Linked DNA regions of Homo sapiens: all the other regions are linked to region 4. A link is a loop called in an ENCODE intact Hi-C map of the cell type or tissue named here. Cell type or tissue: heart right ventricle. All regions are shown on one strand. Each heading gives the region's core, and the rest is flanking DNA. Links, peaks and the distances in the headings are about the cores only.

Region 1 (7,447 bases), core at 1,689-6,688, 220 kb before region 4:
CATTTTCTCTTGCTAACAACCCTTCTCTCTCTCTGTTCCACTTTGGTTTAAATTTTGCTTCATTATGAATTAATAATATTAATGCCATATGTTAAATCGAACCAAGTGCCCTTCTCAGGAGCACTTTGAAAAAGACATATTCACTGGCGAGATATACACTCCTCTCAGCGCTCCCACGCAAATGGCAGAAGTTGAACTTGCTTTTCATCTGTTCTACCCACTCTCTCTCTCCAAGCTCCTTGAAGAGAACTAGAGGGAAGAAAATAATAAACACTCCAATTGAATTTATTTCCAGTGTCCATCTCTCATAATGTGCTGCATAGATCAGCAGTTTTCGGAGTGAATTATGCTAATGCCAGTCTGGCCATATTCTATTTTTCTTTTTCACCAAGAAATAAGAAATAATGAACTGTTCTTCTCTCGTCTAGACTTAACTCTCTCTAACCAGCTTTTCATGTCACTTCCTCAGGAGGCACATAATAGTAGTGCATATTACCATGAATTAAGTGCCTCTTTTCTTCTTTCTTTTTTAACATTTTATTTTATAATAATTGCTGGGGTGTGAAGCCACCTTTTTCCCCGAGAAATAGACATTATCTGATTGATTCTTCAGCTTGACAGCTTTCTTGGAGGGAGATGCATTTTTGTCATTCTCCTTCCATTGGATTACTGATTTGGGGGGCATCTATGTAATTCACGAAGGAAAATTTTTACAAATGTGTCCCACATCAGAATTGGACATCAGTTTGCGTATGCTGCATTTTTCGTGATGGCAGCCCAGAAATTAAGCAGTTTGCCAAAACCAGGTTTATTTCTAGGAAATGCAGCATCTTCTCTGTATCGTGAGCATTTGCTTCATGTGAGGTTCTCCCACTGGGTGGCTTCTGATCCTGGGCCTCCTTTTGAATGAGGGGAAGGTTTTTCTTCCTTTCCCCTTTCCCCTTCCACTCCCTTTTATCATAAGGAGGTATTAACATGCTTCGTAATGGGTAGCTGCGGGGGGCTTTATTCTCTGAGAGGCAACGTGGTGTGTTAGAATGTTCTAGAATAGGAGCGTAAGGGGCCTTGCTTCCCCCTCTGTCATTAACTCCTCAGTGACTTTGATAATCTCCCCTGCTTCTGTGACAATCCCTTTCCAGCAATATTGCATGCCTTGGATGTCAATGGCCTTTCGAAGTCATACATTTTAAACTGGAGTTGTCTTCTTGCCCCCTTAGATGTTTAGGTAGTGTGGTTTTTAAAAAATAAATATTGATCATTTGTTAGCTTTCACATTATAGAATCCTCTCCAGAAGAAAAAAAAAGCTTCTTTTCTGCACAGAGAAGGATGAACACAAAAGAAATTCTATAAATAGGATTTTATGGAGTGGAAAAAGTTGGTTCCTAAATTTCCCATGAGATGTCAGTAGTTGTTAAGAGGAAATGAGAATGATCATTTCAAATATTTCTATACTTGGACTCCTAATGAACTTAAATGATTTGTGATTCTCTCCCATCCTATGTGCCCAAATTCCTTTGATTCTGGAAAACAAAAACAAAAACAAAAACAGACTATTTCTTCAAACTGGTTCTACATCAGAGAGGAAGGATGGGAACTGCCATTTGCCACTTCCCCATGTGTGCCAGGCACTGAGCTAGTCCTTAAAAGATCCTTGTACGGTGAGCAGCCTTTTTCTTACTGTGCAAATCGAAATTTCCTAATGTAGACGCAGAGAGCTTCCATGACCTGCACAAGGTTACGCAGCAAAACCAAGGTTCAAACTCATGTGCATTTGACTCCAAAGCTCATCTTTTCCATGTACATTTCTAACCTATCCTTTCCTAGAAACTTTTCTGGCTTCTCATGGTACTCTATTTCCTGGACTTTTCTTCCACTGAAGAATTTATCCTTCCACTCATTAGTCATTTGAAGAGCTGCATCCCCAGGCATAAGGGAAAACTGTTCTCAATGATTAAGAGCCACATTTTTACCCCAGACTCTAAGATCACGTATAGTCTCTGAGAACGGTATCCAAGGCCCATTCAGCAATTCATTGCTGTCCAAGCCCAGAATACTGCCTACACAGAGAGGACACAAATAAATTCTCATTCAGTGGATAGATGGATGAAAAATTCATTCCAAAGTCTTGATATCTTGACTGTTGGAGTCATTCATTTCCTGTTTGAGTTTATTGAGAATGTTTGGTAACCACAGGGCAAATCCAAGCACCCTGGTTGCTTAGCCCCAGCCCCATATCCCAAAGCTTGCCACAGGAGTGCTTTAGAGGCTCCAACCCTTCTGGTCCCTGGCCTGAGACCTGGTTTCTTGATTCCTGAATCCCTCCTGCAGCCCTGGACTGGGCCATCTCCCCACAGCTCCCAAGCCCACTACTCTATCTTCCAAGGATGGACTAGATGTGAATTCCGGCTGTGTGACGTTGGGCAAGTCACGTCCCATCTCTTGAGCCTCAGCATACGCTTCATTGAAATGGGATCAGGAATACCACCCTCAAGGAATGGTTAAAATCCAGAGAGCTGATGAGCAAGAAAAGCCCTAGCATACAGATAGTGCCCAAGAAATGCCTACAGAATCAAGATTCTTTTAAGGCATTTGCATTTCCTGCCTACCGCAGCCAGCATGGATCCCTCCTCTGTCCCAGTAGCAGATGCTGCAATCAACTATATTTGCAGGCATCACTAGGGAGGAAGAGTTACCTTGGAAAGGGAATAAACGGAGAATTTCTTTGGTAAATTACGGCTCCTGCTAAAGGTTTGACACTTCTATTTTCTACCTGTCAGAAAAAAAATGACTATATACCAGTGGTCAGTTTGGTTTCCCTTTTAATACTCTATTAACCCACAGAGCAAGCTAGGCAGCGCTCCTGACTTGTGGAAGAGCAGGTAGCCCAGAGGACACTGATATGATAATTAAAGGACACTGTGGCTGTTCCTAATGAAGCTTTGTAAATTAGCAATGCAGGCTGTTCGAATACCCTGGGAGAGACTGGACCATCCTCCCCCACAGAACCCAGTAGATAGCCGTCTTGGTGACAAGTGACGTGAAAACCTCCGCGTCCATTGACATGTGGTTACTGGGGCTCAATAACCGTGTGCTGATGTGCTTTGAAGTCTGCCACCGCGACTCGTGATTGAAATACGGAGCAGGAGCCCAGGAGGAAGCAGGATGTGCATTGATGGCCTGGGAAATACAGGCGGGAAGAAAGAAAGGGAGGAGGGAGGAAGGGGGCAAGAAAGTGTGCTGGCATACAAGGAGCACCAGGCTCGTCTGGGCACCATGCGGGGCACATGCCCAGCCACTGTCATTAGGGGTGCGCTTGGGTTTGGAGAGGGGCCTCTGATGCCCAAACCCTGCTTGCCAATCAACCCCTCCCCTGTCCGGTCCCTAACAGAGCTATTCACACAAGGGATAATGGCAAATGGGAAATCAAAGAGCCACTTCACCATTAGCTGAGGCAGTGGATGTGGATTCGTTTGAAAAGTTGAAAGCGGCATTGAATGTAGTTCAGCCAACCTGACAGCTGGCCCAGAGGCCTAGCTTTCAGGATTCCCTGGACAAATCTAGCCTGCCTTGGGACAGGCCTCCCAGCACGATCCTGTCCAGGACAGGGGTGCACCTGGACAAGCCAAGGGCTGCTTCCAGTCTGAAGAGAGAGCCCAAGCCCTGTACACAGATATTCCAACTGGTGTACTCCATTTCTCCAGAACGGGCAGGGTCACTCACTGAAAGGTTGGGCTCCAGGCAGCCTCTGGGGTGAGATGGCTCTAGATCTAGAGGAAGAAAAGGGAAAAGGGGGAGAGAGTTGGGGAAGGGAACTCACAATTGCTGTGGGCCTACCAGGTGACAGGCACCATGCTGGGTTCTTGGCATGTACTCACAACCATGTGGGCAGGTATTATCATCTTCATTTTAGAGCCCAAGAAATAAAAGCACAGAAGGTTTAAGTAAATTCCCCACAGTCACACAGCTAGAAAAGATTCCAGTCAGGATTTAAATCCTAATCTGTCTGATGCCTAAATCATGCTCTTTTTGGCATACCAGACTGCCCTCCCCTCCACATTTCCAGACCAAAAAAAAAAAAAGCTGGGGAGGGGTAGGAGGATTCTAAACACCCCTGCTGTGGCATGGACAGGGAGCACCAATGCTGACATCAGACTGAAAACCTGGTTACTGTGGCCTCCCTGCACCTAAACAAGTGGAGCATCCAAAGCTCAGAGGCCCGTCCCCCACAATCCTCCTGTCAATTCCAGGTGACTCCCCTAAAGTCAGGAACAAGGAACCTCCCCAGCAATTCTGTGTCAGCCCACACAGAGCAGCAAGGACCCAGCCTGTGCTGTTCTGCTTTATAAATCTGGGGCTTAGTGTGGCTGATTCAGGGCTTATGTAGAATCTTCAGGTGACAGATTGAGATGGGTAAAGTACAGAAGCCTTGAGCCCTTGTCCATAGATTTGTCCTCAGGGACTCATCTGGTGAGCATTTCCAGTGGGAAATTGCTTCTGGACAGTAGTGATGGCTTCAGCCTGTACTGTTGACATGCTGTCATCCTTGGGTCATCTGAGCATGACACCGTCAGCTGCCTGGACACTCCAGGAGAGGGCAGTGCCGAGGGCCTAGCTTCCCCTCCTCCTTCTGGAGACTAAGAGATAGGAAGATGAGGACACGTTGCTGGTGGTATTTCTTGACATGTGGAGTTTGTTCTCTTTTAGAGCAAGCAGGGACCCACATTGCTGTGCAAGGTCAGGCTGACACACAATGACTATAATAAAGACCACCTGTTTTATAGATGAGGACACCGAGACTCAGAAAGGTGAAATGTTTTAACCAGGGCCATGCAGCTTCCAAGTGGCAGAGCCAGGCTACAACTCAAGACTTGCTCTCCTGGCCAGGCACAGTGGCTCACGCCTGTAATCCCAGCACTTGGGGAGGCCGAGGCGGGCGGATCACCTGAGATCAGGAGTTCAAGACCAGCCTGGCCAACATGGTGAAACTCCGTCTCTACTAAAAATATAAAAATTAGCTGGGTACCTGTAATCCCAGCTACTCAGGGGACAGACGTAGGGAGAACTGCTTGAACCCAGGAGGCAGAGGTTGCAGTGAGCCGAGATTACAATACTGCACTCCAGCCTGGATGACAGAGCAAGACTCTGTATCCAAAAAAAAAAAAAAAAACACTTGCCTTGCTTTTCTAAAGTTCTTGCTCTTTCCAGCCTGTTAGACCCATAACTAACCAAATGGCTGAACTTACAGGAACCTGAGGATCTAACCTCACTTACATCACTGCCTTCTCTACCATGGCTCCATGCCAGTCACCCTGCGGTAGTTCCAGCTGTGGTAAGGGAGGACATTCCAGACCCAGAACACAATCCAAACAAAAACAATGTCAGTCGGTTCAGGCTGCTAGAACAAAAATGCCACAGCCTCAGTGGCTTAAACAACAAACATTTACTTCTCATGGTTCTGGAGGCTGGGAAGACCAAGATCAAGGTGCTGGTAGATCTGATGTCTGGTGAGGACCCAATTCCTGGTTTGCAGACGGCTGCCTTCTTCTATGTTCACATGGTGGAGAGTAGAGAGGAGGCAGGCTCTCTAGTGTCTCTTCCTAGAAGAGCACTATTCCCATTCCCAAGGGCTCCACCCTCACGACCTAATCACCTGTCAGAGGCCCCACCTCCTAACACCATCACATTGGAGGGATAGGATTTCAACCTATGGATTTGGGGAGGACAAACATTCAGTCCCTAACAGGAGTGGAGGAGAGATAGACAGGACAGGTTTCAGGCTGGCAGTGACATGTCACTTCCCATTGTTGGCAGGAGCTGCAAACTCAGCAGCAGCAGCCTGTCCATGGCTGCCGTGGACATCCTCTACATTGACATCACACGGAGGTGGAACTCCATGACCCTGGACCAGCGGGACTCAGGTATTTGACAAATGCCTCTGCCATGGCCTGTGGGGGTCCTGACAGGCATGGGTGGTATATTTTCTGTTCCTTCTTGTCAAGGGTTCAGATGGGGGAAGAAGATGATGCCATCAGATCTAGACATAATCCCAGGGATTGAGCTGAATTTAAATGCTGGAGCACTGTCTGCTACCGAATTCTCATACCACCGTTAGCATTCCTTGCCTTTGCTTAAGGCTCAGATTCCATCCATACTGGGAACACTCAGTTATTCATTCATTTGTTCACCCCTCACACACATTTCCTGAGCAGATGCTGGGCCCAGCCTTGGGTGGGCTGGAGGGTATAGTGCTTGGTTCTCGTCCTGAAAGAATTCACTGTAGCATTGGGAGGCAGATGAGAAAATGATGCTAGGTAGTAGGATGCCTGGCTCGGAGGGAGAGAAGCTCAGAGAAGCTATCCGGGAACTCAGCGGAGGAGCTCCTCATCCAGGGAGGGCCAAGGAAGACTTCAGGAGAAGGGTGTACGGGATCAGCTGGTGAACAGGGCTGGGACAGACACTCTGGCAGGGCTATTGCCTGGCCGTGGCCTGGACACAGGTGAGGCTGTTGAGCTTAGACCATACCAAGTAGCCCAGATGGGCTGGAGCAAAAAGGGATGTGAGAAGGGGTAGAGATGGGGTTATGGGAGCTGTCAAAGCCTTGAATGCCACACAAGAAAATTTGATCTTGATCCTCTAGGTTCTGTGGTGAAGGGTTCTGTGAGAAGAACCCACCTTTAGGTGGATGAGTTTCCTATCTTTTTTCTCACAGAGGGTGTTTCTCTCTCTCTCTTTTGTTTTTTGTTTGTCTTTGAGACGGAGTCTCACTCTGTTGCCCAGGCTGGAGTGGTTGCAGTGGCACGATCTCAGCTCACTGCAACCTCTGCCTCCCAGGTTCAAGCAGTTATCCTGCCTCAGCCTCCCAAGTATCTGGGATTACAGGTGCAAGCCACCATGCCCGGCTAATTTTGTATTTTTTTTTTTTTTTCAGTAGAGACAGGGTTTCATCATGTTGGCCAGGCTGGTCTTGAACTCCTGAGCTCAAGTGATCCGCCTGTCTTGACTTCCCAAAGTGCTGAGATTACAGGCGTGAGCCACTGCGCCCAGCCCAGAGGGTGTTTTTCTAAAAAAATTATAATAACCATAACTGATATTTGTACAGCTCATCACAAAACTTCAAGGTCCTTTCATGCATATTTCCTCATTAAATGTCCCGGTAAACCAGTGCAGTAGGCATTATGAGTCTCATTTCACAGACGAGTAAACTGCAGCTCAGGTGACACAGATCACACAGGAACTGTGAGCCCGCAGCACCCTGGCACCCACGCCACGCCCTCTTCTGGCTGCCTCCCTCCAAAAGGGACGCACAGAAGGGAGGCACCGGGTCGTGAGGAGTGGGGCAGCTTGCTCCTGTGAGTCTGTGGAGAGGACATGAAGTCAGGTTGGGAGATCCAGATTAGAATTGATTATGCCATTTCCTGCCCATGTCAGCTTGAAAAGTCATTCCAC
Region 2 (7,447 bases), core at 909-5,908, 80 kb before region 4:
TGCATTGCACAGATGTCAGTTCTTTCCCATCCAGTTCTTTGCTTACTGAGCAGGAGGTGCTGCAAGACCCATCAGGTGAAACCAGGGTGGGGAGAGTTCCTCCCAATCTTAGCTTACAATCCACTTCCTCCAGGGCTCCCCTGAGCCCAGACCACACTCCTCCCTGGACCTGGTTCCTGGCTGTCCCTTGTTCTGAGCAGCAGGGAGAACCTGAGGTAGAGACAGTTTCATCAGGGGTGGCAGGCACCTCTCCCACCTGACTGGGAGCTCCTCCAGGGAGGCAGGGACTGCAGCTGATTCCTGTCTCTGTCCCCAGGGCCAGGCACAGGTGAGCAAAAACAGAAATAACTCAATCCCGAGGATCCCTTGGGGGAGCCCTGTGTGCTCTCGAAGTCCTCAGCCAGCCAGCCTGCTTGTTGCCTCCCTCTCTGCTGGCTGAGGCAGCCCACGGCCTGAGTCTGTGTGGCACTGCTGGGAAAAGACCATGCCCTCTTCCTTCCAGAGCCACAGACTCCGTCCATGGAGGGCCACCCAGCACCATAGCTATGGGACTAAAGGCTGTGGGTGCTGGGAGAGAGGGCTCTGGGCCATGGCAGCTAGGCTCCCTCAGTCCTTCTGCAGGCCAAGGAAGCAGGAGCATGCTGGGTGGCCTGTTCCAGGCACAGGGACGTGGATAAGATCATTTCATTGGCCACAGAAAAAAGTCTGCAGAAAAAGTCCCCGACCAACAGTCCACCGTGGCTTTTGGTGGAGTAAGAGATTCTATGGTGGGAGTGGCATAGAAGTTTTGTTACTTTTTGCTTTATAGTGCCTGGAATTTGGTACTCTATACTTGCAATTTTTTTAACTTATCTTGTTTTGAAACATAGTCTCATTATATTGCCCAGGCTAGACTCAAACTCCTGGGCTCAAAGGATACTCCTGCCTCAGCCTCCCAGGTAGGCCTGCAGTCATAACTTCCCTTTTTCTGTTTCTTCCCCCTGTCTGTCACTCCCCCTATGATCCACACTTGAGTTTCTTCTTCAAACCCACTGGCTGTCTGTGTGGCTGTCTACTCTACCAGTCAGTGGGAGCCCTGGGTTTCAGTCCCCTCTCTGGCCCAAGGCCCTGCATACAGCAGGGGCTCAATGAAAGTTTCCTGGGCAAATCTCTGGGACAATCTGAAGGACCATTTCTGCAGGTGATCATTTAGAAGAAACTCAAATATGGATCATGGGGGGAGTGGCAGACGGGGAGAAACTGAGAAAAAGGGAGGAGTCATAACTGCAGGCCCCGAACAGGAAGACACCCAAACAGGCTTTGGCCAGAGCCGTTCAAACCCTCTGAACAATGCAGGACTCCTGCAGGGGAGGAACAGGAAGAGGAGAAGGGAAGAGCCCCTTTCCAAGGGTTTTTAGGTGTTCTTGCGAAAGCCCTCCTGGCCCAGCCCAGAACCTGAAGGAGCTGCAGGAGAGCAAATGCAAATGGCAGGGGAGGTCACATGCATGCATGGACAACGGAGAGATCGACAGCCCCCATTCCATAGCTTTCCTGGAGATGAGGATCGTGTGTCCTGGAGGTTTCTCTTAAATACTCATGACCCTTCTTCCTTGAGCTCCTGCCTGGCCAAAGCCTCATTTATGTGACGGTGTTGGGTAAACGCTGCTGACTGGAGGGATGGACACAGCTGGAGGCTCTCAGGGCAGCCTGGGTCAGGCCTGCAGCACATCTGCACGTCCAGGGCATGCAAGGATTCCATGACTGGGCGGGGCCCCATCAGTTCCGCCCCTCACTTCCCAGTTCCCAGCTGCCCTGAAAATGCTCAGGCAGATTCCCACCACCACCCCTCTGTCCAGGTGCCCCCTCCCCAGGAAGACCTTGCCTATTGCCCTCTGCCCATCTGGGTTTTATCCAACCTTTAAGATAAAGGTCTTTAACTAAAGAGTATGAGCTGTATTTGGTCAACATTCATGTTTTGTTTAGCCCACACAGTGTTGACATTTTTAAGTTTTGAATCAAATGCCAACATTTAAAGATGTGAAATTTTAAAATGTCACAAAAAAACCTCTAGATTTTTGGCTTCTCTTATAAATCCAAAGGCCTGCCACCAAATGCCCAGTGCCATGGTGCAGGGGCTGCTGCCCCCCTTAGCAGAACATGTACTCTCCAGATGGACACAGATGCCACTACAGTGGTGGACTGTCACAACAGGCAGGACATGGCAGGACCCACAACACATCAATCCTTCTCCCAGGATCCCACTCAGTGCCTGGCACACAGCAGGGACTTGCTTATTGTTTGTGGAATAAGGAATAAATACACAGCCCTTCACGGTGCCCAGGATTTCCTGAGTGCTATGCTGCTTCCCTGAGAGACTCCCACAGCAGGGACAGAACAATGCCCTTCCTTCCTGGGGTCCTGGTCCCACAGCTGGGCACACCTGCAGCAAGACACTGGGGTGAGCCTTCAGGCTGCATCCAGATCTCCCTATTGTTATTTGATCTTTACATCAGAAGCTGTGCCACCTAGAGCCCAACCAAAGTAAGAGCAGTGATCCTGGCACCTTCCTGCCTTCTAAAAAAGGTGGCCGGATTCCTCCCCAGCCCATGGACAGTGATCCCCAGGACTTCTGTTAAACTGAAAAGGAGAAATTTGGCAGCAATAACTCACAAAGCCAAGGTTTCCTCAATGCTCGCCTGCAGGAGGTCTGCCCCTCTTTGAAGCTGGTAACCAACTCTTCCCTTTTTCTTTCGAGTAAATGAAACCCCACAGGGTTTTCAAGGTCAGAGTGGCATTGGCAGGAAGGGTTCTCTTTGTTCTCCTGCCTCTGACTTACCCCAGACACAGACAATTGTCCCCAGCAACCAGGTCCTTGGTAGTGGAAGAGGAGGCCCCTGCTCCTGCTGGGTGGAGCCCTGAGGATGAGCCAGGTGCCTACTGCAGCCCCCAGGAGCCCTGCTTCCTGGGATACGGATTCTCTGTTGGCCTGGCTTCCCTGCCAGCCAGGGTGCTCTATCTCTTGCTTGCAGGGGTTGGAAAGAAACAGCTGTCAGCCTCCAGGGTGTGCTCACTGCCCAGGGAGCAGGGAGTGGGCAGTGGCTGGGGCTGGTTCTGCCCCTCCCTGGCTGACAGATGTGACCTGAGGCTACAGCCCTCCTCTTCCTAAGCTTCAGTTTCCTTGTTTGGAAAACAGGGAAATAAATACCTGATCTGAGACAATCAGACTCCTAAGGGGACTGGGAGGAGCTCTGTGAATCATAAAGTGCCATGCCGAAGTTAATTATTCCAGGGCCTGGCACAGCACCCGGCACGCAGTAGGTGCTCAATGTATCGTTCATGGTACAAACATTTACTGGGCACCTGTGCTGGGCCAGGCTGTATGCTAGGTGCCAGAGGCCCAGAGAGGAGGCCTGGGCCCGGTCCACAGGAGATCTGCCACTCAATGAGGCACACAGACAACTGCCACACCCTGAGAACTGCAAGGAAGTAAGGACCGAAATGCTACAGGACCCAGACACGGGGTGAGGGGCTCAGGTCTTACAAGAGCCCCACCTTTTGGCTGCTGGGCAACAGAGGCCAGAGTTGGAGCTGCCCAGCTGTAGGCTGCCTGGCATCCTACCCATTTTCCAATAGGGCCTAGTTGAAGAGAGTTGCCAGGCTTGGTGAACAATCTGGTTCACTGAAGGTGTCTATGTGCACCTGGACACATGCCTAGGACCTAACAATGAACCTTGTGGGCCATACACTCTCTTAGTGGCCCCCACACCTGCTTGGGGAGTAGACTACAGGGCCCCTGCCCTGAGAGGAGCTGCCACCCCATCCCAAACAGGTGGTGGCCACCAGAGGACTTGAGAGTCATGTTGCTGGTGGTTCACATTTTGGCTCTGCCTCTTACTAGCCCATGAGACCTTGGTCAAGCCACCAAACCTCTCTGCATCTGGTTTCCCCATCTCTAAAACAAGCACACCTCTCAGGTCACTGTAAGCACTAAGAGATGAAGCACCTGGCACAAAGGGATGCTTATCCTTGGGCCCTCCCTCCCCCAGTCTAATCTGGCACATACACGGGTCTGGGCCAAGCCTCTAACCAGCTCACCTTCTCTATCTCTGCCTCTCCTTAATGCTGGCTCCTGCCCTTCCCAATGATTTCTCACTCTCCCGATGCTCCAGGCCCTTTCCCACCTCTCACTGCAGTCTCAATGACTGTCCCAGGAAGAGAGTAAGGTTTTCATCCTCTGAGCACTAGGCTCATGGGGTTCCCTCTGCCTAAATGCCCTTCCCTGCCTTGGTTATGTGATGAACCCATCCTCTTTCAAGCCTTAACTCCTGTCACTTCTTCTGTGAAGTCCTCCCGGATTCCTTGAGAGATGGCCCGACTCCTTCCCCAACCCCCAGCAGAGAGGCACAGAAGCAGCAGGCCAGGGTCTCCAACTTCTTACGTGTCCTTGGGTACATCCCCTCCTCATTCCTGGCCTCAGCTGCCCATCTGTAAAGGGATCACTATGACTTCTCATCCTAAGGCCTTGCGAATGGGCTTGGTCATGTGCTCCACTTTGCAGGGAGTAAGGGGACCATAGCCAGGTTTGCCCGGAGGTTCTGAGGAGCTATGAAGGAGCTAGATTCTTGCTTTGTTCTACCAGTGAGGGCAGGACATGTATATGTCAAGAGATCCCATCCAGTGCCCTCATGAAGCACCCCCTTGCTACCAGGTGGAGTGGACCCAAAAGTGAAGCACAGAAATCAGGCACAAAAAATGAGGAGCAAAGTGAAGGCCTTGAAGTCCGCCTAGGACTGGGGGAGGGGGAGCAGAGCCAGCTTTAAGCAGAAGGAGCTAGGATCTGAAAGACAGGTATGATCAAAGTAGGAATCACAGGGGAAAGAGAAGGCAGCATTCCAGAGAGAGGACACAACACGAGCCGGGGAACTCCATGACACAATCCCGGTTAACTCATCTCCTGCGCTTGCTCTTCGCCAGGTGCTGCTAAGCATTTAGCTGCAAATCCCATTCATTCCTCTTGACAATGCCATGAACTGATACTATCCCCCATTTTGCAGAGTTAGCTAAGTTCTCTAAAGTCACAGCTGACAAGCGGCAGAGCTGGAATTTCAACCCAGCATTTGCCTGCAGTGTCCTGTGGGTCAAGAGAGGAGACCAGGGCCTGGTGGCTCAGGGGAGTGGGTGATGCAGTGTAAGGACTCGAGTCTGGAGACTCCCGAGGGACTTGTTAAGACCTCGAAGTCGGGTTTTGTTGTCCCTGCAGATAGATCTTGAATGGCACCAAGCCCATCCCAGCGTATGTTGATGACATCCCTTGGGCGTGACCTCACCCACACATGGGGGTGTGCAAGCAGAGTCCGAGGACCCCCGCCCACGCCTCCCTTGCACCATCTGCCTGAACGCTGCCTGAGCTGCTGCGAGCAGCCAGTGAGTGAGTGAGTGAGCCTTGGAGGGCGTGAGGGAGCTGGGAGAAGGCAGCCAGTCAGGAGCCGCGGCTGCCGGCAGCCACACAGACAGGCTGGCGCAGAGCTGTTGCCAGGGCAGGCAGGAGAGTCTGCCTTCACAGGCAGAGGGACTGAGGATGGGTCGCTCTCTCCTGGGCCACCAGCATGTCCATCCAGGGCCTCCCCACCAAGAGCCTGGCCATTCTGAAACCTCGACACATAAGGACAGCAGCCCCACAGGGAGACCACCAGCAAGGAAAGCCATCGAGACAGAAGGCATGGTCACACCTGACATGCCGGAAACAAGACTGTCATAACGCGGCCCAAACAGGGACCTTGGCTGGGGGCTAGAGGCTTCTGGGCCAGGAGTTTCAACAACCCAGGCTCAGCTTGCAGGACACCCATCACTGTGTGGTACCTGCCCTCCCCCTGGACCAGGAACAGCAGGAAGTCCAGGACTGGAGGGGGAGGGGAAGAGAGAAAGAAGAGGGAGGTGGTGCTCAAAGGAGAATGCTCCCAGGAAGGCAGGACCCTGACCAGACTCTCACCCGGGCCTCCTCTCAGTGCCCGGCATGTGGTTGCCACATGGCAGGGTGAGGCACGGCAGCCAGAACTATGGGTAGAGAGGAGTAAACACGCCAGGAGGGGCAGGTCAGAATGCCCAGGGCACTGCTACGTGGTATGCTGTCCATATGCACACATACTAAGGTCAATTACACACCGTGTGATAAACAAGTGTGTGACCCGAGTGAATCTGCCCAGGGGCGGATTCTCAGGATCCACATGCCAGGGGTAGCTACAGCAAGCGCGTTAAATAGTTTTCTGTAAAACTGCACCGAAAAGGATGCAGTGTTTCCTCTCATGTGTAGAAACGTGCTTCTGCTAGTACAATGAGTGGCTTTTAGCTAGCTGGATAAAAAGGGCTTGTGGGCACCGCCATCCTGTCTGTACCTGCCCTGAGATTCAGGCTAAGCAGCAGGCCAACTCTTAGGAAGCCACTCAGAGTCCAGAATTCTGCTTGACCCGAAGTCCCACCACTTAGAAGATCCTGGCCCCTGAGCCGATGTGGAAGTTGGTAATTCCTACCATGAGGACTGCATAGCATCACCTAGGGGTGAATCTATGGTGAAAAGTGCTTCTCTGAGGGCAAGATTCCCCCGGGGCTGCCCCAGGCTCACAAGAGACCCCGGCCCATCTTCATGAGTGCTTGCTATGACACATGCGTGCACAAGGCCCAGCTCCGTATGAGACTTGCCTTCGCTGAAACAGTCTTCCTGGTAGATGCTAGGAGCAAAGGAGACAGAGTTCCCACTCACTACTCATCATTAGAGGCTACAGAAATTCACCAAATAACCTGACAACAGCAAAGTGGACACTTTGACTTAGCGGGAAGAGTGACTGCAGGGTTGACCATGGGAAACGTGTGGCACTGAATTACCACGCCTACCTTGGTGCAATGGCTCCCATCTTGGTCTTTGGCCAATCTGGGAAACTTGTTTCCCCATCACATTCCTGGGCCTCAGGCATGTGGCTCCTGGCCTCCAAGGAGGCAGGAGCAAGAGCAGAAAGCAGAACACTGGGTACCAACCCCAGGATGCCCACTGGTGTCTCCTGGCAGCACACTGGGGTGCTGGGACGGGGATGGATCCCCTCTATACTCTCAGGGCCAGTCTCTAAGGGCCCTGCTGTTTATGTGAAGAACTAAGCAGAATTATTTTGGAAATGGAACCTGAGCAGGACAAAGAGCTGGGCTCTGCAACCAGCCCACATAAACACTTAGCCTCTCGCCAGGAAGGGCTGCAGTTTATATTTCGCAAGGGACAGGGCACAGCCAGTCAGACCTAAGTTTGGGATGAAACTCAGTTTCCGGACAATAGCAGTAGCAAAGCATCCCAGGCCAAGTTCCTGCCTCACCTGGGGTTCAGCTGAGCACCAGGCTCTGCCTTACATGTGGCCCTATGGGCACAGTGTGGCCTGGCTTCCTGAGCTGGCAGCAGGCAGTGTTACATCCAGCCCAGGAAGATAAA
Region 3 (7,447 bases), core at 1,335-6,334, 55 kb before region 4:
GGGACCCGCGCGGGACCCGCACCCTTGCTGGGCGGCCGCGCGGCCGAGGGCGGGCCGGGCTCGGGCTCGGCCCCAGCAGCTCGCGGCCCGCGCCGCCCGCCCGCCGACCGAGCGCCGACGGCCCGGCCCGCGCAGCGCGGCCCAGCCCACCCCGCCCGCCACGTCGCCCCCGCCCCCTAAGCCGCTGTTGCCTTGGCGACGCCGAGCCGAGCCGCGCCGACCGCGGCCGAGGCTGCCCGAGCCCCCCGGGCGCCGGGGCGAGGGGGAGTACCGGGACGAGGGGGCGGGGCTGCGGAGGGGCGGAGACCCCCGGGGACCGCCAGGGCCGGCCGCCCCGCTCACCTCCCTGCCGCCTCCGAGCTTGTCCTCCCCGTGCGAGGTCACACCCCCCACACCCACCTGGAGGAATCCACGCCCCCCCACCCCGTCGGGGATTGACAAAGCGCCTTCCTCCGCTGCGAGGTCGCTGCTCTCCAGCCCTCGGTGGTACCGATGAGAGCGGGCGCGTGGTCGGCTGAGGCGCCGGCTGGCCTGCGCCTGGCAGTGCCCTGGCCACTTAGACCCCGATTCCGGGCGACTTTCCTTCCCAGAGCGGCAGTAGCTTGATGTCAGGGTGGGGCCCCTCCCCGGAACCGTTGTATGTACCCCAGCAAGGACAACCACCTTGCGGGACGGGATCCCTAGTGCTCAGCTCAGGGAGGGGCCCGAGGGGCTGAAGGGTTTGCTGAGTATCCCCATTAAAAGCTTCAAGATTTGGGGAACCTTATTCACGCCATTTATCCACCTAACAGGTTGCACTGACTGAAAACAGAGCTTAATCCCCCACCTCCCCCATCCCAAGAGCTCCTGGTCTAATGGCAGAGACAGAGGAGACAGGCGTTCAATACACACAGGTCAAACCAATCTTCCCTTTACAGGTGACGGGATAGATGTGGGGGCCCCAGGGGACACAGCCTGTGTCCTGCCGGGCTTGGAAACTACAGGCAGCTTGAGGGAGAGGAAAACTGGAGGAGGGGGAGTCCTCTAAAGAGGGGGGTGTTCTGGGGGCTCACCCACCCCAGTCTCAATTCCAGGTGGCAAGTGGGATATTAATTTAATTTGAGGTTAATGTACATAATCCAAATACCACATTCCATCCATCACAAAATAAAGGGTCAGTTTGGCAGCCCTCTCTGTGTTCAAGAGGAGCAGTGGATGTTTGGCACAGGCCCTGGGCTGTATCTGTCCATCTTCAACATGACAAGGTCAAACATGGGCTGTACAAGTCATCTCATGTCACCCGCACAGACAGAAAATGACAGAAAAACATTTGCTGCAAATGAAGAAGCTTGCTCAGACAGGTAAAGTGACTTACCCAAGGACACCCAGCTTCCGGGCCTGGCTAATTCAAGAGCTTTCAAGATTTCCCTTTTCCTATCTTTCTCCTTCTGCCTTTTCCTCCTTCCTCAGCCATTCATATCCACAGGAGACATACCCCTGTGGCCACCTGTTGGGATTCTGCGTGTCCTTCAAGGCCCAGCTGAAATGATACCTCACCAGAAGGCCATCCCAGGCAGTGGAGTCCAAATGCCTCTCACCTCTGCAGCCTGGAATTATCCATCAGGGTATTCTAATCAGCCGCCACAAATATCTCTTAGGTATTAGGGGCTGCAGGAGGGACCCTTCTCCAGAGGCATGACCCATAGACAAGGCAATGCTTAATGCAGAGGGACCCCAAACGGTGGCAGGTCAGGAGAGCACTAGGCTCTCCAGGACACATGGCATGGAGGCAGAGGCCTGCACCTCTGCGTGAGCTCTGAGCTCTCCCAAACTCTGCCTCTTGCCAGCTATAGGAGAGGGGGCTGCACCTGGCTAATTTGGATGGGTTCTCTTCTCCCAGGGGTTGTGGTCAAGCAAGTTATCCCAATGGGCTTGTACCTTTTCTTGGTTTTTATTTTCTACACTGATGAAAATTTCACAATTTTTGCAATCTTGAGGTATGAAGAACAAAGAAGCATGTTTCACAATTTATGTAGCTCATTCTGGAGCAATATTGATGGCTTTATCCTATTTCTGAGTTTAAACAAAAAAGTTTTCTCCCGTCTAGGAGGTTTGATGCACATGTGCCACTTCCTCTTCCCCACTCCACCCCCTGTGACTCTACTTAATGTTCCTCTGACAAGCAGCCTCCTCCTTAAAGCCTACTCAGAATGGTAACTCCCCCACCCAAACTGACAATGACCTTGGGGACTCCTAATACCCTGTCATATTCACTCTTTCACCTTAATGAGAGCCATTATGTGCTAGACACAGTGGCCAAGATAGCCATGAACATTATGGAGTGAGCAGTATATGGATATTCAAGAGGTCAGGGAGCTCAGATCATGGGAAAAGAGATTCTTCCAGGGAACAGAGAGTGTTCCCGTTGACCCACCCACCGATCACATCACACATCCACCTAGAGACCTGTGTCCCCCAGAGAACTCAGCTCAGGACCCTGCATATGACAGACTTAACAAATACTCATCATCTTGGAAAGCCACTGCCAGAAGGGGACTCAGATGCAAAGGCTGTATTACAGGGTGACTGGGGACCAGAGTAGGGAAGGCCCTTCCCCAAGATCACAAAGCAAGGTTAATCAAGGACCGTGGACTCCAGTCCTCTGCTCTGCTCTGCCCAGCCACACAGCTTGTTGCTCTCCTTCATGGGGGTGGAGGGCCAAGGGCGTCCTCTCCCTCTTCGCCAGATGAAGGGAGGCAAACCTTTTCTGCTGTCCCTTCAGAGGCAGCTCCTGGGACTTGATTTCTGGAGGCAGCTACAGCCCCTAACTTGGGAAGAGGGGCTGACTGGTCTTCAAGTCAGAAACTCTTATTCTAGACCCAAGACAACCTTTAATTGAGGGGCAGTGGGCAAATCATTCAGTCAAACAGGGTTCTTGATACCCACTTTCCGGGACCGCAGTGGAGCCCACTGACAGCCCAGTGGCTAAGAACCAAGTCAAACCCAGCTCCACAGACCCCTCACTGCAAGAGAAGACAGCTAAGGCCCCTTGCCTCTCTCTGAAGTGGGTGGGGGGCTGCAGTGAGGATTAAATTGGCAGATAAAAGTGGATAAAGTTGCCAGGCATGGTGGCTCACGCCTGTAATCCCAGCACTTTGGGAGGCTGAGGCGGGTGGATCACCTGAGGTCAGGAGTTCAAGACCAGCCTGGCCAAGATGGCAAAACCCCGTCTCTACTAAAAATACAAAAATTAGCCGGGCGTGGTGGCACGAGCCTGTAATCCCAGCTACTCGGGAGGCTGAGGCAGGAGAATTGCATGAACCCAGGAGGTGGAGGCTGCAGTGAGCCAAGTTTGGCCACTGCACTTCGGCCTGGGCAACAAAACAAGATTCCATCTCAAAAAAACAAAAAACAAAAACAAAAACGAAAAACTGATAAAGCTCTAGGCTCAGAGTGTAGCCGACAGTAAGTGCTCAACAAAAGCCATGTGCAATTCCCATATACATGTACAGGACTGTTAAAAACACTCCGTTTGTAGTGACATGTGTCGGGCCTAGCTCATCTGCAAAGATTATAGGTGGTCCCCATAATCACTCCCTTGCCTAGGGACAGACTATGACCCCCTAGCCACACCCACTAAGGCCTGGCTGTATCCCACTTCTCCTGCAGATGGCGCTGGACCACAGGAGCCCACGCTTGCTGACCATTCCCACTGGGCAGCTCTAGCCCCCTCACATCGCTTGGCCTCAAATCTTCATTCAGACAAGCTGTGGGCCGATTACTGGACCTCTCTGAACCTCAGTGTCCCTATGTGTAAAATAAACTGATGATGATACCTACTTTATGGGACCTGGGAAGGATGAAATGAGGTACAATGTCGCCAGAAAGACAGTAACTATTAAGCAACTACACAGAGTAGTAGGTTTATTGCAACCAATACTGATGTTGGCTGAGCACCACCACCTCTTTTTGCCCAAATGGATAAATGACAACCAAGGGTGGGAGTCAGTCTGGGCTCTCCAAGGAGGCTGTGGGCCGCCCGGCAGGGGGACAGGGACATGAATGAACATGCTTGCAAAATGATTCTGGAGCCGCAGAATGTCATCCAGTTTGGTAGTTTTGAACTCTCTTAAACAAGCACTTTTTTTTTTTCCTAAAGCAACCTCACTGAGACTCCCGATGCCCAAAGTGCACGGGGCAGGCAGGGCTGCTCAGGTGGAGGCCTCAGCTTTCATTCACTGGAGCAAGGACTGATGTCTAAAGCTCAGCAAGCAGCCTACACAGTCTGCAGGGACCCGCGGCTCCCTCCCCAGATGGGGCACTCTGCCTCTATTAAAGCAGCCCATGTCCCCATCTACTTGTCAGGCAGCTGTGCCACGACGCTGAGGTCAACCAAGGCCCCAGGGCTTTTGCACAAGGCTGCTGCACAAGGCTGCTGCCTGGTGCCACCCCCCCAGCTCATTCCCTGACGGCTGGGCGTGGATAGCTGTGTAGCCCCCGCCCCTCTCTGTGGATGGCCCATTGCCCATCTGGACACCCTTCCTATGCCAGCTGATCCCCTAGGCCCTAGGCTTCCATCATATCACTGAGCAAAGCACAGGGCAGTTTGAGTGGGGGTCAGAGGCCTGGGGGGTCTTTGGCTGGAAGGACCCAAGTTCTTAAGCAGCTCTACTACCCCAGGAGTAGAGCTACACCACCATCCTGACATCTGGCCCACAACCCTGCTGCTTCTCCAGAAGGTCCTGAACGACTGTCTCAAAGGCCTTTCAGAATTCAAGACACGTGATTTCTTCATTCACTCATTTCAATGAATTCCACATGATGATGATGATATATTACCAGCAATCAAGCTTCTGTTCTGACGAATCACTCCCACCCTAGGAGAGGATGCCTAGGAGCGCCCAATGCCTGTTATCAGGAATCCTTGGGAGGATAAGAGCTTCAGAATTCAGGATGTTTTGGATTTCCGGGTGGGGGAATGCAGGCTCAGAGAAGTTAAGTCACCTGCTGAAAGTGGCAGAGCTGGGACTGTAACCAAGAGAGTTCTGGCCCCTGGGATGGGCAGCGTGGGGACTCCCCCATATAGGGAAACAGATGGACAGCTCTGATCATCCTCCCCACACTCAGCCCCAGGCACTGTACTAGGCCTCAAGGACCAAAGCCAAGGCGGGAGGGAAGAAAGGGAGGCCCGCTCACTCCCTGAGTGCAGAGCTGTCCCACAGGGGCTCCCAGTGAAGACCTGGAGGCTTCCCACCCCCAGGGAGGGGAACCTTGCCCAGTGCTGTCCTTGTCTGTGCCACACTCCCAGCCGAGGAGGCAGCCCCTAGGGAACCAGGGATCTGCATTTCAGCACCGCCACCTGGACACCCGGGAGCCCCACGTCACCAATGGTCTCAAAGGCACTGCTTCTCAACTGAATACGAAGCACTGAGCAACATGCCTAGCACATAGTAGGTGCTCAATCAAGGGCGGGTTCCTTCCCCCAAGCCCAGCATCTATTTGTCCTTGCATTCTTCCTCCAGGCCTGTCTTCATCACCCTCTCCCCTTTCAACAGACTGACCTGGGCTGCTGCAGATGGGCATGTGGGCCTGGCAGAACTTTGTCACCCGTTAAGCTCTCAGCTGCCCACTGGGGAACCCCAAGACAGTACTCAGGATGGAGGCAGAACCCTGTGGGCCCTCCCTCCGCCAAGGCCCGGCTCCTCCCATGGCAGTTTCTAAGGCCCATCCCCAAAGAGAGAGCCTTGGAGAAGGGAGACTGTTTTGACAGGCATGTCTCTCAATATCTTTCTGGGGCTTTGCCCGAATGCCAAAAGCACATCTAAATAAACAGGAAAGGGAGGAGAAGATCCCATCCAGATCCTGCCACCTCTCTCGGCTCCAGGAGGGGAGAGATGCTGGGTGCATGAGCTGGCAGGCCGACCTGACACCGCGGCAGGCTGGTGGGGGCACTAGAAAAGGGCTGGGGGTGGTGGGGGTCCTGCTTCCAGAGTCACAGAGTGAGAGTCAGGAGGGCCCACAGAGGGCAGCCAGGCCAGTGACACTGAGGAGACATCTGAGGCCCAGAGGGCAGTGGGACCTGCCCAGCGTCACCAGGCGGAGCCATTAGAACCTGGGTCCCCTGCTCCTTGCCCAGTGCTCTTTGCATCTTCAGCATCCACGCTTCAAGAACCTCCCAGTCTGCCCACACTTCCTCTTTCTGGGCCACAGTCTTCCCATCTACAACACTAGGGGCTAGACTGGGTGATCACCAAGCTCCTTTCCAGCGCTGATATTTGATGATTCTATAAAGTCAGAGCAGCTGCCAGGGCCAGGGTGCCTGGGCCGCCCCAAGCTAGGCACTAATGGCATCAGGGAATTCTCTGGCTTTGCCCAAATCCTTCAGATGCGTCATTCCTCCTGCCCTCCCCTTCCCTGTTCCCCGGTCTCTACCCTCAGCAGGCTGCCGGGCTTCTCTGGCCTCCTCCCCTCAAGGGTATGCACCATCAAAGAGAGTCCCAGCTGGAGAATGACTCACTAATGGAATGTCAGACACTGTGACAGGCGAAAGAGGGGAGGCACCTTAAGCTGGGATTAAGTTGGTGACTTCCTGGTGGCCACCTACTCACAGGCCACCCTATGCCCACAGAATCCTCTACAATCTCATACCAGTGAGATCGCCACATATTCCGCCTGGAGAAGGTAGCCAGACTACTTAAGTCAAACAAAGAAAACCAATTCATAGGCCTTGAGAGCCTTCAGGGAAGCCCCAGGAAGAGGCTGGACCCTGACACTCTAGGGTCACTGTTGAGTTAAAATACTGCCTGGAAAGACACACTTAAACATGTTCTCATAGAGAAATATACAGGGCCAGAAACATACACAAGTTCAAGGACAGGCATGCATACAAATGCACACAGGAAAGGCATCCCACAAAGAAATGTATGTGTAAGCATACAAGTACCCCAGTGCCACCACACATACAGACACACACAAACACATACACATTGATCAGCACACACACGAATACACACATACACAGCCATGAAACATACAAGCTAACATACAAATACACTGAAATAAGCCAATAAATATACACATGTACTCAGCTATCATCAGGCACCAGCAGAATTGTGCAGACACACAAGCTAAACACGCTGGCCCTCACGTGCTCACATTCACAACCAGGACAGGAAGGGCAAGTGGCCCAGGAAGCTCCAGAGTTAGGAGCCCAGATCTCAGGACCAAGGCAAGAAAACAGCTCTTAACGGCTTCCAAGATAACTCCCCCTGCTTTTCTCGCAGGGCTTCACTTTGGACAATTTGTTTGCTTCTCTCACACTCAAAGCTCGTTTTTACAGCTTACAGCTCCCAGAACCTGTGACTTTTGGAGTTCTGTTCCCTGGCAAGAGCTGAAGCTTCCTGCCCTAAACATTTCTCCTGCCCATCAGTACAGCTGAAATTCCACTGTTTGACACACCTCTTTAGGT
Region 4 (7,447 bases), core at 1,639-6,638:
TGAATATTTTGTGAGGTTGTGGAAGAGTCAAATAACATAGTGGATCAAAGCCTTGCGTATAAACTGACAAGCAGCTTCCCCTCCTGGCTCTTTTCTTTTTCTTTTCTTTTCTCTCTTTCTCTCTCTCTCTTTTTTTATTTTTTATTTTTTTTTGAGATGGAGTCTCAGCAAGCCCAGGCTGAAGTGCAATGGCTCGATCTCAGCTCACTGCAACCTCCGCCTCCCAGGTTCAAACAATTCTCCTGCCTCAGCCTCTTGAGTAACTGGGATTACAGGCGTGTGTCACCACGCCTGGCTAATTTTTGTATTTTTAGTAGAGACGGGGTTTCGCCATGTTGGCCAGGCTGGTCTCGAACGCCTGACCTCAGGTGATCCACCTGCCTCAGCCTCCCCAAGTGCTGGGATTACAGGCATGAGCCACTGCGCCCAGCCTTTCTTTCCTTTCTTTTCTTTCTTTCCTTCTTTCTCTTTCCTTCCTTCCCTCCTTTCTCCTTCCTTCCTTGTTTCCTTCCTCTTCCCCTTCCCCTTCCTCTTCCTCTTCTTCCTCTTCTTCCTCCTCCTCTTCTTCTTCTTTTTTAGACAAGGTCTCGCTCTGTTGCCCAGGCTGAAATGCAGTGGTGGGATTATAGCTCACTGCGACCTCGAATGCCTGGGCTCATGTGACCCTCCTGCCTCAGCCTCCCGAGCAGCTAGGACTACAGGCGTGTGTGCCACCATGCCTGGCTAATTTTTTAACTTTTTGGTAGAGACACAGTCTTGCCATGATGCTCAGACTGGTCTCGAACTCCTGGCCTTAAGTGATTCTCCCACCTTATTGTCCCAAAGCACTGGGATTATAGGTTTGAGCCACCATGCCTAGCCTTGGCTATTTCTTTTCTCACTAATTTGTGGATTGGTTGAGAGGACAGTCCAGAGCTGATCAGTACAGCTCCCAGCCCAGAGCAGGCTCTTAGCAACAGTGGGAGAGATGATGGCAACATTCGAAAAAAGTGGCTGAGCCTATCTGACCTGGAGTCAGCACTGAGAGAATTTGGAGAAGAGAGAAGTCCTGGAAGACTGCCTGGAGGAGGAGACACTGGCATGGAGCTAGACGGCTGAGTAGGAGTTGACTGCATAGCGAGCAGAAAAGTATATTCTTGGAGGGAGAGACAGCATGAGAAAAGCCCCAGAGGTGGAAATGAACAAAGCATGTACTGGAGACAGTGGGTAGGATGGTGAGGCTGGAGCAGAGGATACAGTGAGGACTGGGGAGCAGGCTATGTGAGGGGTGAGATCAGGGAGAATAGACAGGGAGATAGAACCAAGTTGGGGTGAGGCCCAGGCAGCTTCTCCAGAGGGGAAGAAGAGAAGTGGTAAGGGCAGAACTCTGGTGGGAGATCTGGGCTTGAGGCTTAGATTTGTCACTGTGTGGCTGTGCAACCTTGAATAAGTCACGGTGCCTCTCTGATCCTCCCTCTGCAAAAAATGAAAGAAGGGGATGGCTCCATATGGCAGGCTTACAGGTGTGGGGCTGGACTGGATGCCATTAACTACATTGGGAGCATTCAGAAACAGATTCCAGGGCCCCACTCCCAGCATCCCTGAATCCAGATTTTGATGGGTAGGGCCAAGGAATCTATATTCTTAAAAGAGCTTTCTAGTGGCTTTCTTGAGGAGCCACTGGCTAAGATAGTTCTGGACTCAGCTTGATAACTTTTCAATCTCTGAATGTGCCAAACGTGGTCCCACCTCAGGGCGTTTGCATCTCCAGTTCCTGCTGCCTCATTCCCACAAACCCCAGATCTTCAGATGGACAGCTCCTTCCTGTCATTCAGGCCTCAGCTCAAATATCACACCCTCAGAGACCTTCCCTGGACCCCTTATCTCAAGTGCCTTTGCCCCAATCTCTCCATGATATCCCATTGCCCTGTTTTATTTTCTTCCACATAGCGCTTCCTGAAACTATCTAATCTGTGTATTCAGATGTTCATTAATTTGTTTCCCCAGACTTTAATGAGGACAGGAACCTTGTGAGTCCAGTTCACAGCCATATGCCCAGTGCATAGAATAGCACTCAATAAATGTGTGATGAACGAGGTGCATGAAGGGAGCTGGGCTCAAAGCCCCTGTTCTTTTTTTTTTTTTTTTTTTTAATAGAAAAGAAGCTGTGGTTCCAGCACTTTGGAAGGCCAAGAGAGGAAGATCACTTGAGCCCAGGAGTTTGAGACCAGCCCTGGCAACACAGTGAGACCCTGTCTCTACAAAAAAAAAAAAAAAAAGAAAAAAAAGCCAGGTGTGGTGGCTCACGCCTGTAATTGCAGCACTTTGGGAGGCTGAGGTGGGTGGATCACCTGAGATCAGGAGTTTGAGACCAGCCTGGCCAGCAATGGTGAAATCCCATCTGGAAGCCGACACACGAGAATTGCTTGAGCCCGGGAGGCAGAGGTTGCAGTGAGCTGAGATTGCACGACTGCACTCCAGCCTGGGCGACAGAGTGAGACTCAGTCTCAATAATAATAATTAGCCAGGCATGGTGGTGTGTGCCTGTAGTCCCAGCTACTTGGGAGGATGAGGTGAGAGGATTGCTTGAGCCAGGGAGGTTGAGGCTACAGTGAGCTATGATCGTGTCACTCTACTCCAGCCTGGGCAACAGAGGAAGACCCTGTCAAAAAAAAAGAAAGTGAGAAAGAAAGAAAGAAAGAAAGAAAGAAAGAAAGAAAGAAAGAAAGAAAGAAAGAGAGAGAGAGAGAGAGAGAGAGAGAGAGAGAGAGAAAGGAAAGAAAGAAAGAAAGAAAGAGAGAGAGAGAAAGAAAGAAAGGAAAGAAAGAGAGAAAGAAAGAAAGAAAGAAAGAAAGAAAGAAAGAAAGAAAGAAAGGGAAAGAAATGGACAGAAAGAAAGAAAGAAAAGAAAGAAAGAAAAAGAAAGAAAGAAAAGAAAGAAAGAGGAAGGAAGAAGGAAAGAAGGAAGGTAGGCAGGCAGGCAGGCAGGCAGGCAGGCAGGCTGGCTGTGGGACCAGGAACAAGTGACCTACCTCTTGAGGCCTGGTGTGACACATGGATGGCAGGCTGGAAAGTTTATTTTTGAGTGGCAGCTGAGGATGGTCAGCAGGCCAGGGTGCAAATCCTGACCGTGAAGGAACTGGCACAGAGATTGCACTCGGTGAATGAATGAATGGATGAATAAATGCCTTCACTTTGCTGTGTGCCTTTGAACAAGGCTCCTCTGGCTCACAGCCCCAGCCTCCCCTCCTACAAAATGGGGTTGGCCTGGGTGGGTGTTCAAGGCCATTGGGTATTGACACTCAGAGCCTCTGTGTCCAATCTGGAACATAAATGGGAGCCATAGCTGGTGTTAGAGGAGAGGCAAGCACTGCCAGAGCCACGGTTCTCACATTTACTGGCCTTTCCTGAGGATCCCACCTAGCCCATAGCTAGCATCCTAAGACCAGGTAGGTGGGAATTAAATGGAGCTTCTGCCATCCTCATTCCTCAAATCCCCTTGGGAGTGAGAACAATCCCAGCTCTGCCCCCATCCTGGGAAGAGCATTTTGTCTGGAAATTCTACCAGGAAAACAAGGAAGGGTTGGGCCCCTATAATTTCTGCACCTGCTCAAACAGGAAGTAGCAGAAAGTTTGGGGCCAAGAAAAACAAGTTCAAGGTCATCCTGGATATCAGCATCCCCCATAGCCAAGGAGTCACCCCATCCCAGGAGGAGCTCTCTTGGCAATTAATGATTAACAGACAGATGGGGTATAAAGAGGGGATGGCCCAGGACCCACCCTTTAGCCTGTCACCAAAGGCTTAAGAGGAAGAAAAATTCACCTAGTCTTGTCTAGCATACCTTTGGTGACAGGGAGCTCACTACCAAACCAGCCCCCCATTGCCCTGAGAAAGTATGAAAGTGAAGCTGCCTTCCCACAACTGGGAACTGCAGAAGGCCTCAAGAGATCTAGTGGTCAGCCCACTCTCAAGTCAGAGGTCCAGAGGCTCAGGACTGGCCCCACCCCACGCCGTAGGCCTGCCCACAGGTTCCCAGCAGCAGAGGAAGCTGTAGCAGGCAAAGTAAGGAAGGGCCAGTTGGAGAGTTGGGGCTGGAGTTTAGCCTGTAGCCCAGCCCCTAGTCCCTCCTGACTCTGATGCTGAACTTGGGGAGGGGCTGACCTCTGATTGATCCTCATTTAAAAGCCCAGAGGACATGGTGTGGGGGGAGGTGGGGAGGCCTGAAGTCACCCCAATCCCACTGACAGTCCTAGGGAGGCAGCTTGGGCAACAGATGCCCTCTCCTCTTCCCCTGCAGCCTCTGTCCCGGGAAGCTGTAAGGAAGTTTCACAATGTTCTGGGCCTGCTTTCTCTGATGTCGCATTTCTTGTGTCCTCCTGGTGCTCTCTCTCTCATTGTCGCCCCCCTGACACAGGCTCCCATGCACACACAGGCCCGTCTTCCCACCCAGGCCCACACCTACCTCTCCGGAACAGTGAGCTCTTTCTAGATCCGCACTACCCAGCCCAGGCCCACACAGCAGCGGGGAGCCCTCAGCAGGTGCTGATCTGCGCTGCCCCCTGCTGGGCTATGGAGCCCTAGGATAAAGTACCCCTTGCCCCAGGCATCACCCAGGACTCCCAGGGCTCCTGGGGCGATGCACAGGAAGGACCCCTGAGTGGCATGGCATAGGATTCCAGTCTCCTAAGCAACTTGGGCCAGCCGACCCCATGCCCTCTGGGCCCCTGTTCCCCTGATGCAAGGAAGGGGATGCCCAGAACTTCAGATCTTGGACTTCGAGACATTCCAGTCCCCTGGGATGTGGGTTAAAGTGCAGACACTTGGGCCCACCGGGCAGAGTCTAAGTTAGCCAGTCTGGGGAACAGCCCAGGAGTCTGCATTTTTCATCAGCGGGCAGTGGTCCCACAGGTGATTCCAAAGCAGGTCATCCGTGGGCCGCACTGAGCCTCACTCGCCCACCTGTTGCTCTCTCTCAGGCTTTGAGACCACAGCCCCCAATAAAGACCTGAATCTGCTTTGTCCAAACTGCAGCCTGTTCCTTTTTTTCAGCACCCCATGTGCTGCAGGCAGGGAGGGGTTATAAACCTCATGGTACAGATGGGCAAACTGAGGCCCAAAATGGAGAACACCCAGTTTGAACAGTGCCTGACCCACAGTGAGGCCCCCAGCTTCCACCTCCCTCCGCAGGCTCCCCATGTGGTCTGGATTCTGGGGCCCAGCAGGTCATCTAGGGCCAGGCAGCAGCCGTGACTGGCATTCTTTGTTCTGGTCCCTATGCCCTCTGACCTCAGCAGGTCCTGGGCTGATTAAAATATCCCCTTACAGCTCTGATAGGCATGGTATCCCCTTACAGGGCAGAGAGGGACACGGTCCCATCTGAGGCAATACAGCCAGCTTGCCGCTGTGCTCTGACCACCCTCGGGAGCTGCACACTGCTAGCACAGGGAGATTAGAGGACTTTGGCCTAGAGGGTTTGCAGAGACCTGCTAGAAGAAAGCAAAGCTCAGAGAGGGCAGAGTTGCCCAAGGCCACTCAGTGCATACTTAATCCCAATTCAGTGCTTCCCCTTTGTCAGGCAGTGTCAATTCAGCAAGTCCTTCTAATGACCAAAAGCAGTGAATCCTGTTACTCTCCCATTTTACAGGCACAAGAGTTGATTAGTGGCAGAGACAGGATTCAATCCCACACAGCCTTGACTCTAGTCCTAGCCTAGGATAGTGGTCAGTGGATATGGCCCCAGCCCTACTCCTATCTTCCCTCTTACCACACCCTACTCCTATCCCTTCCCCAACCACCCTGGCCCCCAGCCCTTCACTGCTTCTTTCCTTTGTGTCTTTGCTCCCATGATTCCCACCTCCTAGGATACAGGACATGGGGCTGGCTTTGTAGACTTGGAGCCTGCTCTGTGAAATGGGCTCTTCAGAGCTCCAAATTCCAGCTTGAGGCTGTCCACCTCATCACCTTCATTGACATCTCCCAGAACCAGGGCATCGCCATCTCTACCTTTGGGGACCTCCATCCCCCCGAACTGTCCCCCCAAATCCTCCGCTGCCTCCTCAGTGTGGTTCTCCATAAAACAGCCAGAGTGAAATCTGAAACACAGCCCCTGCCCTAGCTGCCCTGGCCCTGCTGGCCTTTGGCCACTCTTTCTGGCTCACCTTCCCTGCCACAGCTCTCTTGAGCCACCTGGCTGACTCGCATTCACTCTTCCTTTCCAGAAAAACCACCACTCCCCTCTCTCAATTCACCGCCTCCTCCACAGCCCTCCTGCAACACTCTCTCTGAGCTCCCTGCGCCTTTCCTCCAGGGAGCCCACTGCTTTGTGCAGTGCCATACAGGCGTCTCTCGGTATCCCAGGGGTATTGGATCCAGGATACCAAAATCCAATCAGATACCAAAATCCAAGCACGCTCAAGTCCCTGACATTAAAATATAGCATATGCATACCCTCCTGTATACTTTAAATCATCTCTAGAATACTTATAGCTAATACAATGTAAATGCTATGGAGATAGTTGTATTGTTTAGGTAATGATGACAAGAAAAAGTCTGTACATGTTCAGTACAGATGCAATTTTTTTCTATCTTCAATCCTTGGTTGGTTGAATCCACAGATGCAGAACCCATAGATTCGGAGGGCCGACTGCATATTTTTTGATGATTCATCTCACATCTGTCTCTCCTGGCACACTGCTCTCCCTGAGGTCATAACCCAGTGCCCAGCTTGGCATTGTCACACAGCAGCTGCCAATGGGGGGAGGGGGGTGTCACCATTGAGTACATAGGAAGTGTGCACATCAGAGCCCCTCGGACCCCTGGGCCTCGTGCATCATGAACCTGCCAGGCTCACAGCAAAACAGGGCCAAATGCCTTCCGCCCCCACCCCAAACAAGTCACTGCTCAGGACTTCTTAATTTTCCTCCCCACAGGTTGCAGGGCTTCTCATTCTGTGATTTATAGCCCATCATATAAATTCCCCCATTATCTTTCACATGCAGCGCTCGGCCTCTCTGCCATTTAATAATACATTTGACTGGCTGGGCCTCTCCCGGGAGAAATCTAAAGCTTGGCTGCAATTCGGGGGCAGGCAACGCGGAATTCCAAGGGGTCATTTCAGACCCAAACCTTCAGCAGGTCTGAGCCTCCTACTCAGGGGCTAACTGGGCAGGGTCCCAATCCCTCTCCCCTCCCTTCCTCCAACAGAGAGACCATTGGCTGAGACGTCTCAATGTCCACTGGAGCTCTAGTGGCCAGTTTTACAGCAGGGGAGACCCTGCTTCTTCCCCCACCAGACTCAGTGGTTTCAAGGCTCCACAGCCATGATCTCAATCTACCTTTCCAATTCCCCGAGCAAGGCAGGAACCCATCGGAACCGTTTCACGGACGAAGTGGCTTCTCTGAAATATAGGGAGGTTGCCCCAGCCCTGCCCACTCCACGGGTGCTTGCTAGGCTCAGCCAGCAGAGAG

The links. Peaks named below come from ENCODE experiments on the same cell type or tissue, not always from the same donor. Only the 100,000 strongest peaks of a DNase experiment are listed, where the experiment ranks them.
Region 1: it touches region 4 in a loop (2.0-fold over the local background); 12 of 110 quality-filtered maps call a loop at or near these places.
Region 2: a loop joins it to region 4, with 2.5 times the contacts of the local background. A loop is called at or near these places in 4 of 110 quality-filtered maps.
Region 3: a loop joins it to region 4, with 2.4 times the contacts of the local background. A loop is called at or near these places in 42 of 110 quality-filtered maps.

Annotation. Positions count from the first base shown.
Region 1 is chr9:121,858,809-121,866,255 of GRCh38, reverse strand. TTLL11 (tubulin tyrosine ligase like 11) reads left to right here. Exons shown (of 9, transcript NM_001139442.2): 8 at 5,813-5,919. Among named protein-coding and RNA genes, the nearest start is that of DAB2IP, 210 kb to the right of the region's middle. In heart right ventricle, for the core only: a CTCF peak has its summit at 4,588 (motif pointing right); DNase peaks (open chromatin) are centred at 3,035, 4,595, 4,885 and 5,325.
Region 2 is chr9:121,716,223-121,723,669 of GRCh38, reverse strand. All of the region lies in intron 3 of DAB2IP (DAB2 interacting protein), which reads right to left. Among named protein-coding and RNA genes, the nearest start is that of DAB2IP, 68 kb to the right of the region's middle. RefSeq lists enhancers at 2,950-3,477, 4,955-5,552. In heart right ventricle, for the core only: a CTCF peak has its summit at 2,986; DNase peaks (open chromatin) are centred at 1,710 and 5,429; H3K27ac peaks cover 5,000 bases.
Region 3 is chr9:121,691,818-121,699,264 of GRCh38, reverse strand. The region is part of intron 2 of DAB2IP (DAB2 interacting protein); the gene reads right to left. Among named protein-coding and RNA genes, the nearest start is that of DAB2IP, 44 kb to the right of the region's middle. In heart right ventricle, for the core only: a CTCF peak has its summit at 3,647 (motif pointing right); no DNase peak of the experiment used is centred there; H3K27ac peaks cover 1,128 bases.
Region 4 is chr9:121,637,300-121,644,746 of GRCh38, reverse strand. It overlaps a transcript of DAB2IP not described here. Among named protein-coding and RNA genes, the nearest start is that of DAB2IP, 11 kb to the left of the region's middle. In heart right ventricle, for the core only: CTCF peaks have their summits at 4,338 and 4,541 (motif pointing left); a DNase peak (open chromatin) is centred at 4,507; H3K27ac peaks cover 2,732 bases.